Regions from separate parts of the Homo sapiens genome. Here regions 1 and 2 are each linked to region 3. Evidence: read pairs that join two places in POLR2A ChIA-PET (ENCODE). Cell type or tissue: HepG2. All regions are shown on one strand.

Region 1 (5,000 bases), 130 kb after region 3:
GCCACTTCGTGGCTGAGAGGCCTTGGCAAGTGACCTCTCCTCTCAGTTTCTTTCCCTGTCTTAAAAATGGGGATGATAGGCTGGGCGGGGTGGCTCATGTCTATAATCCCAGCACTGTGGGAGGCCAAGCTAGACAGATTGCTTGAGCCCAGGAGTTTGAGACCATCCTGAGCAACACAGCAAGACCCCATCTCCAAAAAAATATATGAAAATTAGCTGAGTGTGGTAGCTCGTGCCTGCAATCCCAGCTGCTCGGGAGGCTGAGGTGGGAGGATTGCTTGAGCCCAGGAGCTTGAGGCTGCAGGGAGCTATTACTGCCATTGTACTCCTGCCTGGATGACAAGGGTGAGAGCTTGTCTCCAAAAAAAAAAAAAAAAAAAAAAAGAAAAGGGGATGATAATCTTTAAGTCACAGGTTACTGTGAGATGAAACAAGGTTCTGCGTAAAAAGCACACTGCATGTCTTGGGCGTTGAAATGCTCAACAAGTGCTGGCCCATCCTGCACATAAAGTGCATCTCGTGCTCCATTTCCAACCCTCTTAGTCTTTTTCCAGTTACTGATTTCTCTTTTTTGCCTTAAATAACAGACATTTATTTCTCACAGGTCTGGAGGCTGAGAAGTCCAAGGTCAGGGAGACAGCATTTTCAGTTGCTAGTGAGGCCTCTCTTCCTGGCTTGCAGATAGCCACCTTCTTACTGTGTCCACACATGGGGGTGGGGAGGGAGGGAGAGAGAGAGAGAGAGAGATTGATTCTCTTGCCTCCTGCCCTAGTGTTTCTCTGATGCCATGGTGTACAAGGCACCCTCCTGCTGGGCAGTCATGCACATGCAAGTCAGCAGAGCAGGGAAGGCAGCTGTGGCTGGTAGCCAATGGATAAATGTTTCCCACAAGTGAACAGTTCTGAGATGTATTTCCCAAGCCTTCTTAGGAGGTCCTGTGGGATAGAGCACCCAGTTGCCCCTGTGCATCCTTACACTGGCTTTCCCTCCTTCCCCTTCTGTCCCCTCTTTCACTCCTGCTCCTTTGGTACCACATCCCCTAACCAACTTAACAAACTACTACATTTAAGCTTTTTTTTTTTTTTTTTTCTCAGACTCTGCTTCAAGGGAGACCAGGCTAAGACAATCTATTATAACAAGATTCCGTTTTCTTGGAAAAGCTACATTAGGAAAAAATGGGAAAAGAAACAAAAGGAGCTAGAAATATAAATATCCATAACAGAGATGCAAGAAGGGGATCATCCCCTTGAGCAGAGTAGACTCTTGACTGTAGCCCAAGTGTCAAGTTTACTTATTCACTTGTGTGGACGTAACAGAGTAGGGGGCGCAGGGAGAGGTACCAAGCTAGAGGGACCTGGAAGAGTTTATAGTCTAGCATAATTCACTTTCCAGTCCTGAGTTGGCCACTTACTATTGACTGTGTGATCTTATGTACACGTCTACCTCTGAGCCTCAGAGCTCAGAGCCTTTCCTTACGTGTGAAATGGGGATAATAAATGCCTACTTCAAGTGCTCACTCATACTGTGAGATACACAGACTACATTAGTTGAATGTTCAGCCTAGTGTCCAGCCCATGGTATCTGTTCAACAAATGGTAAGTCACAGCCCTCTGTAATTAGCTTTGGATTGTCTGAAATCAAATTTTTCCTACTGCTTCCTATGTGCATACTTAGCTTCTGCAATAAAATGGTAAGCCTCTCAAAGGCAGTGATAGAAGATCTATTGGTCATCAATAGATACTTATCCCTTTTCTAGAAATGAGTCCAGCTTTCCTGCCCATGCTAGCAGAGACCTTAGCCTCTAGGATTTGCTTGCTTTCCATTCAGGTCAGTTCCCAGGAGGCAGAGTCTGAGACAGACGTGTGTGCAGGGGGTTGCTGGGGAGTGCTCTCAACACTGTGAAGGATGCTGGATGAGGCAGAAGTTGGGCTATGTTGTAGTCACAAGGCCTTGGCTTGACCCCAAAGGCGCTCTGAAGCTGAGATGGCCCCTCAGGGTTGTCCCTGGGCCTTCCGATCCCTATTCTGACCAATCATTGGATGTGGCTGCCCTGGGAAGGAGCATGTCCTTCAGCAGATGGCTCTCTGCTCCAGAGCAGTGCCCTGAAAGCACCGACAGCCAAGCACCACCAGCAACTGGGGGAAGAAGTCCTGAAGTGGGGGATCAGGGTGGCGCAGCATCCACACCTTCAGTGTAATGGTGGCTTTGGAGAGTGTGGTAGTCACTGCGAGTTCTCTACCCAGTACCCACTTTCCCTTTTTTCTCGAGTGAAAGGAGGCTGAGCTTGTTTGGGACAGCAGTGTGCCCAATAAAGATCCTCACTTCCCTCGACTCGTTTACAGCAGAGGTAGCCAAGGGGCCCCACTCTGGCCAGTGAGAGGCGAACAGGAGTCTGGGTTCCTGATGACATAATGGCGCCACTGGCGAAAGTGAAAGGCTTTATTGCTTAGGCCACTGTCATCAGGTTTCGGTAGCACGGAACCAAAGGCAGTCCTAAATGGTTCAGGAGGCATTATCACATACCCTGCTTAAGAGCATGGTCCTGCGTGTGATATGGGCACAGCGGGAATCCCAGCTCTGCTGCACACTAGCAGCCGTGTGGAGCCTCAGACGAACTACTCCTCGTGGTTCCCTTTTCTGTAAAAGTGGGAATGACAGTAGTATTCTCACTACCATTTCAACATATAACACCAGGGTAACCAACTTGTTCCAGTTTGCCTGGGACTTTCCTGTTTTTTAAGCACTGAAAGCCCCACATCCTGGGAAACTACTCAGTGCCAGGCAAACCTGCACAGCTGCTCAACCTATTAAAACACCCTCAAACTACCCTGCTTCCTTTACAGATGGAAGACTGGAAAAATTGTGTTGATGCTGCCCCCTAGTGGTTGAATGTAATGTAACTGCTGCAAAGATACATTTTACATTATAAGTTTTCTTGAGAATAGCAAGCCACAGATGGTTAGAGGCAGAGTTGGAATATTCCCCTAACCATTTAGATTTAAATGTAGAACTGCTTTAACCCTATTATATTATTCATCGATATTTGCCAGCAAATATACTATCTGGTAGGACTATTGTGAAGATTAATGAAATGGTGTAAATTTTCCCATGGTATCTCATATAGTGGTTGTTTTTTTTTTTTTTTTTTTTTTTTTTTTAATGACAGGGTCTTACTCTGTCATCCAGGTGGAGTGCAGTGGCACAATCACGGCTCAATGCAGCCTCAACCCCCGTGGGCTTAAGCAATCCTCCCACCTCAGGCTCCCAAGGACCTGGGACCACAGGCATGTGCCACCACTCCCAGCTAATTTTTTTACTTTTAATTTTTTGTAGAGATAGGGTCTCCCTATGTTGCCCAGGCTCATCTCAAATTCTTGGGCTTAATGTGCTGGGATGACAGGCATGAGCCACCATGCCCAGCTATAAGTGCTCTTCAGTTCACTGGTATCATGTGAACTTGAGTTAGACTCAGCTGTGACTCTTCCTTTGAAAAAGTGACTTCAACCCCTGCCGGGCTCCCCCCGCCTGTTTTCCTCATTCACATTAGGGAACTAGGACTTTCCTCAGAATGTTGTGAAGATTCATGAAGAAACACTTGTGGAAACCACGTAGTTGGCACTACATGGCCAACTTTACTGCTGACAATGTTGTCTGGAAGGCAGGCCTCAGGCCATCCCTCTGCTGAGGGGCTCTGTAGCTCTCAGGAGCTGAGCTGGCCCTCAGGGATGCCTTCTCCTCATCAAGGCCAGTCTCCGCTGGCAGTCGGGCTTCAAGAAGTCCTGCCCAGATGCTCTGATGTATTCAGCCGCTTCCTCTTCAGCAGAAGCTATTACTCATCTGAGCTGGCTCCTGGGCAGGCACAAATACAGGGGGACAATCCAAACATTCAGTTCAGTGGCCTTGGGCAATGGGAGTTAACTGGTGTTTAGGCCAGAGCTTTGTGCTGGCTGCTCTTAAAGCCACAACTGCAACATAAACCCCAGCTATTTTCTGCTACTCGTGGTTGTGTTTAAACACAAGGTGGCACACCCACCCTTGTCTGGACTGCTAAATCTGTTCAGAAGGCTTCCCTGAGATTCAGAGAAACAGAAGCATGTATCTCTGCCTCTCTCTAGACAGTCTTTAAGACTTCTGGAAAAAGGAATCACCTAAATCTTCCAGAAAGTCTAATTCTGCTATGGCTATGAAAACCCTCAAATAGGCTTAATAGCAATATTAGATTAAGATCCTCAATTTCATTTAAAGTGAAGTTAGAGAAAGAATACTTACATCAGGCTGGGCATGGTGGCTCACACCTGTAATCCCAGCACTATGGAAGGCTGAGGCGGGTGGATCACCTGAGGTTGGGAGTTCAAGACCAGGCTGACCAACATGGAGAAACCCCGTCTCTACTAAAAATACAAAATTAGCCGGGCGTGGTGGTGGCACATGCCTGTAATCCCAGCTACTCAGGAGGCTGAGGCAGGAGAAACGCTTGAAACTGGGAGGCAGAGGGTGCAGTGAGCTGAGATTGTGCCATTCTACTCCAGCCTGGGCAAGAGCAAAACTCCGTCTCAAAAAAAACCCCAAAAAAACCTCACATCAATAAATACCTGCACCACAATGAAGGAGCCTCCGCTTTGTTCTGTGTAAAGCCTTGTAGTCCTGTTTTAGTACCTTGGCTTTAAGTTGCCATTTCATGGATTTTTAATGAGATTTTTAAAATATGTCTAATCTATACCATGAAATATTACTCAATGGCTATAAAGAGCCATCTACATTTATATACATCTCAATCAGTCAATCAATCACCTATCATCTTAACATGGAAATATCTTTACGACATACTGATAAGGGTGGCAAGTTAATGAGAAATACTTCTCAAGATGGCCAAATAGGAACAGCTCCAGTCTATAGCTTTCAGCATGAGCACGCAGAAGACGGGTGATTTCTCCATCTCCAACTGAGGTACCGGGTTCAGCTCACTGGGGCTTGTCGGACAGTGGGTGCAGGATAGTGAG
Region 2 (5,000 bases), 110 kb after region 3:
TCGTTTCCCTGGCAATTAGCTTTATATATTTTTAAAATAAACTTTCTATTTTACAGTAGTTTTTAGATTTTGAGAAAAGTTGACAAGATAGTACAAAGAATTCCCATATACCCATTACCCAGTTTCCTCCATTATTCATGTATTACATTAGTGTGGTGCATTTCTTACAACTAACAGGCCAATACAGATATAGTATCATTAACTAAAGTCCAAGCTTTATTCAGTTTCCTTAGTTTTTAACTAGTGTCCTTTTTCTGTTCTAAGGAAGCATCCAGGTGACCACATTCCATCTGGTTGTCACGTCTCCTTAGGCTCCTCTGGGCTTTGACAGTTTCTCACATTTTCCTTGTTTTCTTGATGACCCAGACAGTTTTGAGAAGTGCTGGTCAAGTATTTATAGAATTTTCTTCAATTTTAGTCTGACATTTTTCTCACGGTTGGACTGGGGTCATGGGTTTGGGGGAGGAAGACCGCAGAGGTAAGGTGCTGTTCCTGTCACATCATATCAAGGTACAGACCATCAACATCATCACTGTTGATATTGACCTTGATCGCCTGGCTAAGATAGTGTTTGTCAGATTTCTCTTTTTCCCCCTTTCCATGCTGTACTCTTTGGAAGGAAGTCTATGTGTGGCCCACACTTAAGGAGTATGGAGTTATGCCCCACCTTCTTGAGGAAAGAGGCAGTCAGCTTTTTAAATCTCACCCTGCCTTTTCATTTGAAGAGAACATCTCTTCAGCTTCTTTTCCTTTCTTTCAGACACCCTTTTAAGAACACACAGGCCTGTCAACTATAGAGCCTGACTTTACAGGGACCTTTTATGGGACTTAATATTTCTAAATGTATCTAAATACAAACACCTCAAAAAAACTACATCACAAGATTTTAAAATGCAGGTAAAATGACTTCCCTTCGGGCATGGAGGTCCCCTTCGAAGCAGGCCTAGAAGGATGCCTCCTTGTCCAGGGGTCCATCTGGCAAAGCCTCACCCTTTGTTCTACTGGTGCCACAAACGAGCCTGGCCTAACTGCAAAGTCAGGAATAATGACACCACCCCCCTCAAGAGGGAGGAATTGGAAAGGAAGTACTTGAAAAGAATAATGATGCAGAGGATCTTTTCATTGTATTATAGATAAATAAAGTCCTACTTTGTTCCAAAAACAACACTTTGTTCCTGTAAACCAAGAGTATCATTGTAAAAAAACACAACATGATCAGAGATTGGATCACTTCAAAGAGAATTAAGGCACAGAGTTTCACACCAAGACTGTAGAAAAGAGGATTATTATTTAAAGATACTGAAACTCTAACAAGAATAACTGTCATGTGAGTTAGGAAACATAGTACTTGTATCTTAGCACAATAAATTTTTACAATTTAATAAAACATTATTGCACTCTGATAAGATAAAACCTTAACCCCCCTGCTTTTGTTCCCTCCAGTGGCCATTTCCTGTCCCCCACCCTGCTCCCCTGCAACCCCCATGCCTCTCCATGGGTTGGGAGGAGCAAGGAGGCAAAGCACATTAACTGTTTTTCTCTCATTCTCTTTTCCTCCTTATTGCCTGGACTTTGAAATTCAATGTCATGTAAACATTAACTTGCTTCTTAAATAAAGCTGCAAAGAGCAAACTGTAATCTGAGCATATGATTTACCTCAACATTTTCCCATGAGCTCTAAGGATTCTGATTTCTTCTCTACCAGTATGTCTCTATCTCATAGAATTACTTTGAAATAGTCTTAACTTATCATTATTATTGTTATTACTTTGGTATTGACATGTTTTCCAAAGAATGCCTCTTCGAGATGATTTTAGATAGCAATATCCACTAAGTTTAAAAAATGTTGTTACTTTTTTTTTAATTAAAGAAAAAACATGTTAAATGGCAGCACAAGTGGTTAAAAGATGGGGCAAAAATTATACTGGCTGAAGTGTGGGACTCTGAACACTTTCATTAGTCAGTTTCACAAGTAAAATTGATCGCACAGGTAAAACCTTAATCATCTTATTATAACTTTAGGAACAACCCACAGCAGCTAAGATGTATATTTATTTGTTTTGCTAGTCACCAGCCATCGTCTGCTTAAATTATCAAGAGTGTTTGTTTGTTGGTTTGTCTTTTTTACAGTTGTGTTAATCATGGTAGTCTCAATTAGTCTAGCAAACACTTCAACTCACCAAACTCTATGCTTCACTAATGCAATCTTTGCAAAGCTGGTGTTAAAAGGAAGATTTTTCTGAATTTGCCTTGGAGATGTTTTTATATTTTCTCCTAGGTTACATTTTATTTTCCCCAAATTAAGGAAGTATACAAATATAGTGACTTTTCCTAACCTTGAGAACTTTAATATGTGTTGCTACCCGGGTTGCTGAAGAAAGAATCCCTTAGTCTTAACAGCCTGACTCTGTACAAACTATGTTTAATTACTCCCCTTCTATCTCCACTTTAGGTGGGTTCTTTTGCAATGAACAGTGTATGTCATTTAAAGTTGGCTTGCTGGACCTGAAGTGTGTCAATGTATGATCTCAAATAAATGAAAGACTGATACTAAAAAAATGCTAATTTTCTTAATTTATTCCCCCTGCACTGAAATGTTTTTCCTTGACACACAATTAAATATTTTTGAGCCTTTGCTAAATTACTGTGTGGTTAATTTTACTAAATGGCAGGAAGGTTAGATATTTGTAAATTTCCTCAGTGTATCATTCCTGATTAGTTGACCTTTTCTAAATATCAAATGGACCAGTTGCAGTCAATTCTATCACCACCATGATCAGCTTGCATTTATCCATAAGACATCTGTTTGTACACCAAAATAAAGTTCTTCACTGTTTTAGTTTGCTTTTGAAAACTGGCATAGACACAGAACAAACGGCTGTTAATGTTACAGAGTTTTGAATTTATCTTAATATATGATCACTACTGTTTAAACCTAAGTTTCAAAGAATACCTTTTTTGTTGTTATTCTGCTTGTCTGCTATTATTTTATCTTTATAAATACACTCTTCATTTTACAAAGTAACTTCAATTGCTTTATTGACTCCAGATAGCAGGGATAATATACCCAATTACTTTGAAAACAAGACTGTTATCGTCACATGATTTCTGAATAATACATTAACACTTTTTACATTCATACCTATTCTCCAAACCCTTTTTCTTTCTCTTCTGCCCTCCTTTCCACCTGTCTTTCTTTTCTTTCTTCATCAATGATTTATTGAGCATCAACATGTTAGGCACTACGCTAGATGCTGGGGAATCAATAATAGATAAACTCTTGGTCTCCATGAAGCTTATTCTATTGATTTAAAATCTTTCCTATCTGTTCCAAGGGTCATTTAGAGAAAATACACTAATGGAATTCATGAGAAGGAAAGCAAACATAGAGAGCTTTCACTAAGTTGGAGAAAAAGTATGTCACCAACCTTTAGCTGTTGCAGAGTAATCTTCTTTTCGGGCTCTGGCTATATCAACAGTTCCTCTTTTCCCCAAGAACTGGCTCTGGAAAGGGCATTCTTCTTCCTCTAGCATGAATAACCCTGGGTGGGAATGTTTAGATGGATACCAGTTGGATGAGACCCAGGGCAGCAGGAAAGCCCTCCTAGAAAACTCAAGTGCCCATATTCATTTGGTAGGGCTGCCCGAGGCCTTGGCTAGAGGGCTTCTGTGGACAACCACAAATGCACAGGAAGAATTGGGGAAAATCAGATAAAGGAAAACCATTAAATGACACACGTACAGAAGGGAAACAGTTAAGAATTAACTCAAATTAATTTAAGGCTACAAGAACAAGTGGTGCAATGGCTTAGTTAATAAGAAGCTAGTCTCCAAAGCTAGGGATTTTGAGCCAAATGACTAAGGGCCTTCAGAGCTACCAAGAGGCAGATGGCTGGACAAAGGGACCTATCACAGAGAGAATCACAAATCATCATGGGGACCAGGAGTATGCACTGTACAATGGATTGGAAACAGATTTGTTCATACATCCATCTACCCATATATACATCTGTTGATGATCGATTCAGCAAATGCTTGTTGATTACCACTGTTCTAGGTGATGGTGCTGGGGACACAGCAGTGAACATGCCCTCATGAAGCTTAAAATTCAGCAACATGCAGGGGGCATGTTGAAAAATCAACTGGAATGTAGATAGGGATTATACAAAGAAAAAGACAATGTTTAAACTTGAATCTGCCAAGTTTGGCTAGTTTCTTTGGAATACCAGAGCCCAAAGAACCTACCCCTTCAACTTTTAACTAGTCTGAGGTTGTGTCCCTTTTTTATCTTTCTCTTAGCTCAGCAAGACCATATAAGCATCCACATCTTTAGGCTCAGGCTCATCTATACTGAGGCCTCCAGGCCTGCCCTAACAGGAAACATGAAACCCTTGGATGTCTGCACTTGCCTAGGAATCAGCTTCTTGAATTTCAGATTTCTTTATGATTTTTGACCTCTAAAAATTGAGCTCAAGTCCCTGGCTTTCCCAGGCTCAATATTTACGCAATGTCCTTTGCTTAACTGATATCCATCAATCTTCATGACCACACTCAAATCTCTAACCTGAAGAATTGGAGTTGGGGGTGTAATAGCCCATTCAGAATGTGTAGGAAGCACAGTCAGTGGACAGAGGTGAGCAAACCCAAAACTGAGATGGGTTAAACACCTGGAGGCCAGATCAGGGACTATAGATCACAGGCATCATAGTTTATGGAGAACACGTTTCTTCTAGAAGGCTCTCCCAGAAATTTTTCATGCTGTGTTGCGATTTGAAGATAGTTTTGTGGTGAGAGTAAGGGGCCTCTTTGTGAATACAATCAGGGAAAAGACTATTTGTTAATTCAGACAAAACAGAAGGGTACAGGACAAATAACTATCTGTAGAAGAGTGATTATCCTTGAAGAGTCTGGAAAAGCTAGGGAATAAGGATTTATCACCGTGTCATCAGCACTGGCGGGATGGATGGATGGATGATTGACTGATCTTCTGTCCATTTGGA
Region 3 (5,000 bases):
CTTCAACTAAAACAGCATACCACGGCTGAAGGCAGGAGCAGAGATGAAAATCTAGCTGTCTTTCTATCAAGCCAGACTTTAAAATATTTGCAAACATGTAAAACAGTACTAGTCCTCTCATTATTTTTTTGTTTTAAAAAATAGTTACTTTTAATAAAATGTTATTTTATTATTCAGTTGGATTTATCACAGTCATTTTCCATCAGTTAATAAATATTAGGTAGGTGCAATTAAAAGTAGTGGCAAAAACTGCAATTACTTTTGCATCAATCTAATAGTTCTTTACATTCTCATTTAAAATGTTGAATATGGTAAATATTGACAGAAAGAACTCAGATAAACAAAAGCTCTTTGCATACCCAATGACTGTAAGAGTGTAAGGGAGTCTAGGGACCAAAAAGTTTGAGAACTGCTGTGCTAACCAAAAAAAACAAAAAAAAACAAAACAAAAGTCAAAACAATTTTAATTAAAAATCTTAATTAAATAATTTTTCTAAGAAATTATTTAAAAATTATTTTACTCAATAAAATAAATATATATAAGCCTAAAAGGACTAAAGAGACAGTGAATAAAAATGTGATGAAACACAAAGCAGAAATCCTCAGGAGACAGATGGAGGCCAAGGAATACAGAAACATAGACACACCCACAGTCATGCAGATATGCATACTCTCCATACCTGTCCTTAATTTTCCAAGTTTGAGGCAATGACTATTTCTTGAGTTTGAACATGGCTGAAAAACCAGGCGGACCAACAGTCCGGTCCACACTATACACAGGTGAAAATTGTTCTTTGAGGTTGCTACCTACAATTTGTTTATACAATCAATCTATCATTGCTTGCATCCTTGCCTTCCAAGTCTCAAAGGTTAGCTTGATCACAGTAATCTATCCTGGATATTGCTTTTAAGTATTGGTTCACTCATTCTGGGAATGAATTTGAAAATAAGGGAAACAATTCTTGGCAATAATCTGACTTTAACTACTTCCCAGTATTTCCAGCTTAATTAAATCTTCTCTCCCTTCAATTAGTTAAGGCGATCTTACTGAAATGCACAGAAGAAAACTTAAAATGATAGTTTCCATATAAACTCTAATTCTTACAATGCAAAACGAATCTTGAAAAATCTCTTTAAATTGTTAACTAATGCACCTATTATGCAGATCTTTATAGGGCTTGTTAGTAAAATCTGGTATATTTTTATTAGTAAAGCTCTAAGACATTACAGAGAGGAGAGTTAAGTAAACCTTTTCAGTCCACATTCTTAGTGAGAACTACAAGTCACTTATTCAAAGCCACTCTCCAGGGCCAGACTGAACCCCATTTTTTTTAATCTTCTAATCAGAGGAAAAGGCCAAGAGCCCTCTTGCCAGCCCTTGGCCACGCAGCTCCTAACGTACATAATAACAACAGAATCGACAGAGCAACTTTCTCCTCCATCTATGGCAAGTTGTCTTCTATAAAAAGAAACGTAGAAATAAAACCTAACTAAAAAAAGAACGCACTGTATTAGGATACTGACCTGGAATCCTGCAAAAGTCAAACCTGCAGTCCATACTGGGCCAGCACAGGGGCCATATCAAAGTGAAATCTACTGCGCAGGTCTGTTATTCCCTGCGGAAAGTTTTCCGACAAAGGATATTTTGCTTCAGTGAGCTGGCTGTACCATCCCACACACATCTTTACAGTATATTTTCTCAAAGTCATGTTGGGTGACTACGTCAGACCTCCTCACGTGACGGGGTGTTAGAAACACACGCATCAGATCTCGAAAACAGATTACAAAACAGAAGTCCTTTATGGAGTTGAGCTGTGTCTAGGAAAAGGAAAATCCTGTTGATGTTGCCTTCTAAATGTGGCCTGAAACGGGCACAGAAAAGCTACATTTATCAGATTTTACTGCACTTAAGCTATCAGATTCAAGAAGGCATCGTGTGACAGGGGAAGCTTATTTTTTAACTGAAATTCAGGCTGTTCTAAAGGCCAACATCGGGAAGCTGCTGGAGTGCACTCAGCAGAGAGGGAGGCCAGCTTGGACAACCTCACCTATTATCTGGAAAAGGTAAACATTAGGGCCCTGGACTTGCAGTTGCGTGCACATAGGATTGTGAGAACGAGTACTGTCAGATTCATGAATGATGCAATGGGCCCAGTTAAATATTTTAGGTTGCTTGTTTGGAAAGATGAAAGGGGGAAAAGGTCCTGGGTTTCTTTTTTCTTTTTGAAATGCAGCAGTGTTTCAGGGTAGCTCGTGTGCCTTGGGTTCATCTCAGGATCAAGCTTGCCTGGGCACCTGCTTGCTTAAGAAATCTGGCAAACAGGCTTAGAGAATCTCTCTGAAGCCTTTTGAGTGCCGTGTCTCTATTTCTTGTTTTACCCAAATTCCACTGACACTCAGAGTCCCCCCCAAATATATATATATATTTTTTTTTTTTTTTTTTTGAGACGAAGTCTCGCTCTTGTCCCCCAGGCTGGAGTGCAATGGCACAATCTCGACTCACTGCAATCTCCACATCCTGGGTTCAAGCGATTCTCCTGCCTCAGCCTCCGGAGTAGCTGGGATTACAGGCACCTGCCACCATGCCCGGCTAATTTTTGTATTTTTAGTAGAGACGGGGTTTCACCATGTTGGTCAGGCTGGTCTCAAGCTCCTGACCTCAGATGATCCTCCTGCCTCGGCCTCCCAAAGTGTTGGGATTACAGGTGTGAGCCACCGTGCCTGGCCCCAAAATGTATTAATAGAAGGTATTTTTAATCTGAATGCTGTGGGGAATGATGTGTCCCAGAGTTCCCCAGGACAGGGTTCCTGTTCCCTGAAAATTTTCATTTTAGGGGTGAGCTTATCAAGAATTGGTTTCAAAAGCCAACCGTCATTTCCTTGTGAACCCAAAGGGCTGGCTGATTGAATGGAAGGTGGCTCTGTACCTCTCAGTTGATTGCTACCTCTGGGGGACGGCACAGGGAAGAGCCGTTTACATTCTGGCTTCTGAAGAAGAGTGAACCTCCAGCTAATCACAAGAATGAGTTGTCCTAAAATGGACGAGGCACCAGCTGCTGCTCTGGTGTTAAATCTAAATCCGCCTCCCCCACTGCACTGCCGCTCCCCACTCCCTGCCCCTCTGCACCCTGGGTTTCTGGGTTCTCCTGCAAGACAGTGAATCACAGCTTACATTGGTACTTCCTGGATAAATCAGAAACTGGGCAGTGAAGAGTGAATGAGATGATGCGCCTGAAAAGCACCAAGTGTGGTCCATGGCACCTGGCAGGGGGTTCAAGAAATGTCAGCTGGAATTAGCTTGAGAACTGACTGCATCTGCCTAATTGGTGGCTATGGAGGAACTGCTCATGCGGCTTATCCTTCATCCAGTATGTAGGGTGATCTTTAAAAACTACAAATGAGGCCGGGCGTGGTGGCTCATGCCTGTAATCCCAGCACTCTGGGAGGCTGAGGCAGGTGGATCACCTGAGGTCAGGAGTTCAAGGCCACCCTGACCAACATGGCAAAACCCCATCTCTACTAAGTACAAAAAAAATTAGCCGGGTGTGGTAGTGCATGCCTGTAATCCCAGCTACTCGGGAGGCTGAGGCAGGAGAATCACTTGAACCCAGGAGGCAGAGGTTGCAGTGAGCCAAGATCACACCATTGCACTCCAGCCTGGGTGACAAGAGCGAAACTCTGTCTCAAAAAAACAAAACAAAACAAAACAAAAAACGAAAAAACAAACCCACAAATGAGATCAAGTCAAGCCCTGCTCAAAGCCCTTCAGCGGACTTCCCCTGATCTTAGGATAAAATCAGACCCTTCCCAGTGCCCAGCAAGGCCCTGTGCTGTCCACTCTCCAGACTCACTCGTTCCCTCCCACTGCACTCCTTGCGCTGCCTTTGCTCAGGCACACAGGCTCCCTGGGCGGACTCTACCTGCCCAGTCTCTTCTGGCCCTGTGGCCTTTGATGCACACGGTTCCGGCACTGCCCATGGCTGGCTCAGACTCGTGCTTCAGGCCCAGCTCAAATGTCGCCTCGGAGGGGCCACCCCATCTCTCTATCTGCTGCCCCTTTGGTTTGCCCTCACATCACCTTGTTTATTTCTTCATACTGCTTACCTCAACCTGCAATTATCACCCGTCGTTGCCTGCTTGTTTACTGTCCACTCTGCCCGCCAGAAAGTAAGCTCCAGGAGGAGCTGCTTCTCTAGGCTGCTCACTGTTCACTGCTGTATCTCCAGGCCGCAGCACATGGCAGGAGCACGCAGTAAATGTCTGGCGAGTAAGTGACATGACCATGCATTTGAAACACAAACCAGGCTCACCCCGACTAAAAAAAGCAACCTGCTGCTGTCTCCTGCACTCACGATCCCCAAAAAAGCAAGCTGCCACCATTCCCTGCACTCACGATCCCCCAAAAGGCAACCTGCCGCCATCCCCTGCACTCACGATCCCCCAAAAGGCAACCTGCCGCCGTCCCCCGCACTCACAATCCCCGCAAAAAGCAATATGCCTCTGTCCTCTGCACTCACCATCCCCCAAAAGGCAACCTGCCGCCTTCCCCTGTACTCACGATCCCCCTTGCCCTGCTCTGCTTTTTGACTTTTCCACGGCCCTCAACATTCCAATATACTGCATACAAAATGGACTTACTTATTGTCTGTCTGCTTGCAAAAATGTAAGCCCCATAAGAGTACCAATCTTTGATTTTCTTCACTGACATATCTTAAGCACCTGGAACAGTGCCTGACACAGAACAGGCCCTCAGTATTCATTTACAAAAGGAACAATCTATACTATAAAAAGATATATGTTTATAAATCAACATTACATGAGGATGGTCACCATAAATATTGCCAATTACAATTTTCATCTGTCTGAATTCCCCAATATTGAATAAAATTGCTTTTATCAGATAAATTTCAAGTTGCAAAGCACTTTGCATATTAATTAATTTAATCACTTCCACAATCCTGTGGAGGCCGGCACATAAAAAATGGAAATACTGGCCGGGC

The links. Peaks named below come from ENCODE experiments on the same cell type or tissue, not always from the same donor. Only the 100,000 strongest peaks of a DNase experiment are listed, where the experiment ranks them.
Region 1: POLR2A ChIA-PET joins it to region 3 with 5 read pairs; 14 of 35 experiments call an interaction of 5 or more read pairs at or near these places.
Region 2: POLR2A ChIA-PET joins it to region 3 with 5 read pairs; 12 of 35 experiments call an interaction of 5 or more read pairs at or near these places.

The regions. Positions count from the first base shown.
Region 1 is chr3:141,301,452-141,306,451 of GRCh38, reverse strand. It overlaps LOC124909441 (a long non-coding RNA gene), which reads right to left and starts at 2,619. Exons shown (of 4, transcript XR_007096119.1): 1 at 2,524-2,619; 2 at 1-696. In HepG2, CTCF peaks have their summits at 810, 2,877 (motif pointing left) and 4,014 (motif pointing right); a DNase peak (open chromatin) is centred at 2,871.
Region 2 is chr3:141,322,885-141,327,884 of GRCh38, reverse strand. It overlaps a transcript of ZBTB38 not described here. Among named protein-coding and RNA genes, the nearest start is that of ZBTB38, 43 kb to the left of the region's middle. In HepG2, no CTCF peak of the experiment used is centred here; no DNase peak of the experiment used is centred here; H3K4me3 peaks cover 384 bases.
Region 3 is chr3:141,428,768-141,433,767 of GRCh38, reverse strand. All of the region lies in intron 5 of ZBTB38 (zinc finger and BTB domain containing 38), which reads right to left. Among named protein-coding and RNA genes, the nearest start is that of RASA2, 56 kb to the left of the region's middle. In HepG2, no CTCF peak of the experiment used is centred here; DNase peaks (open chromatin) are centred at 1,717 and 2,117; H3K4me3 peaks cover 2,316 bases.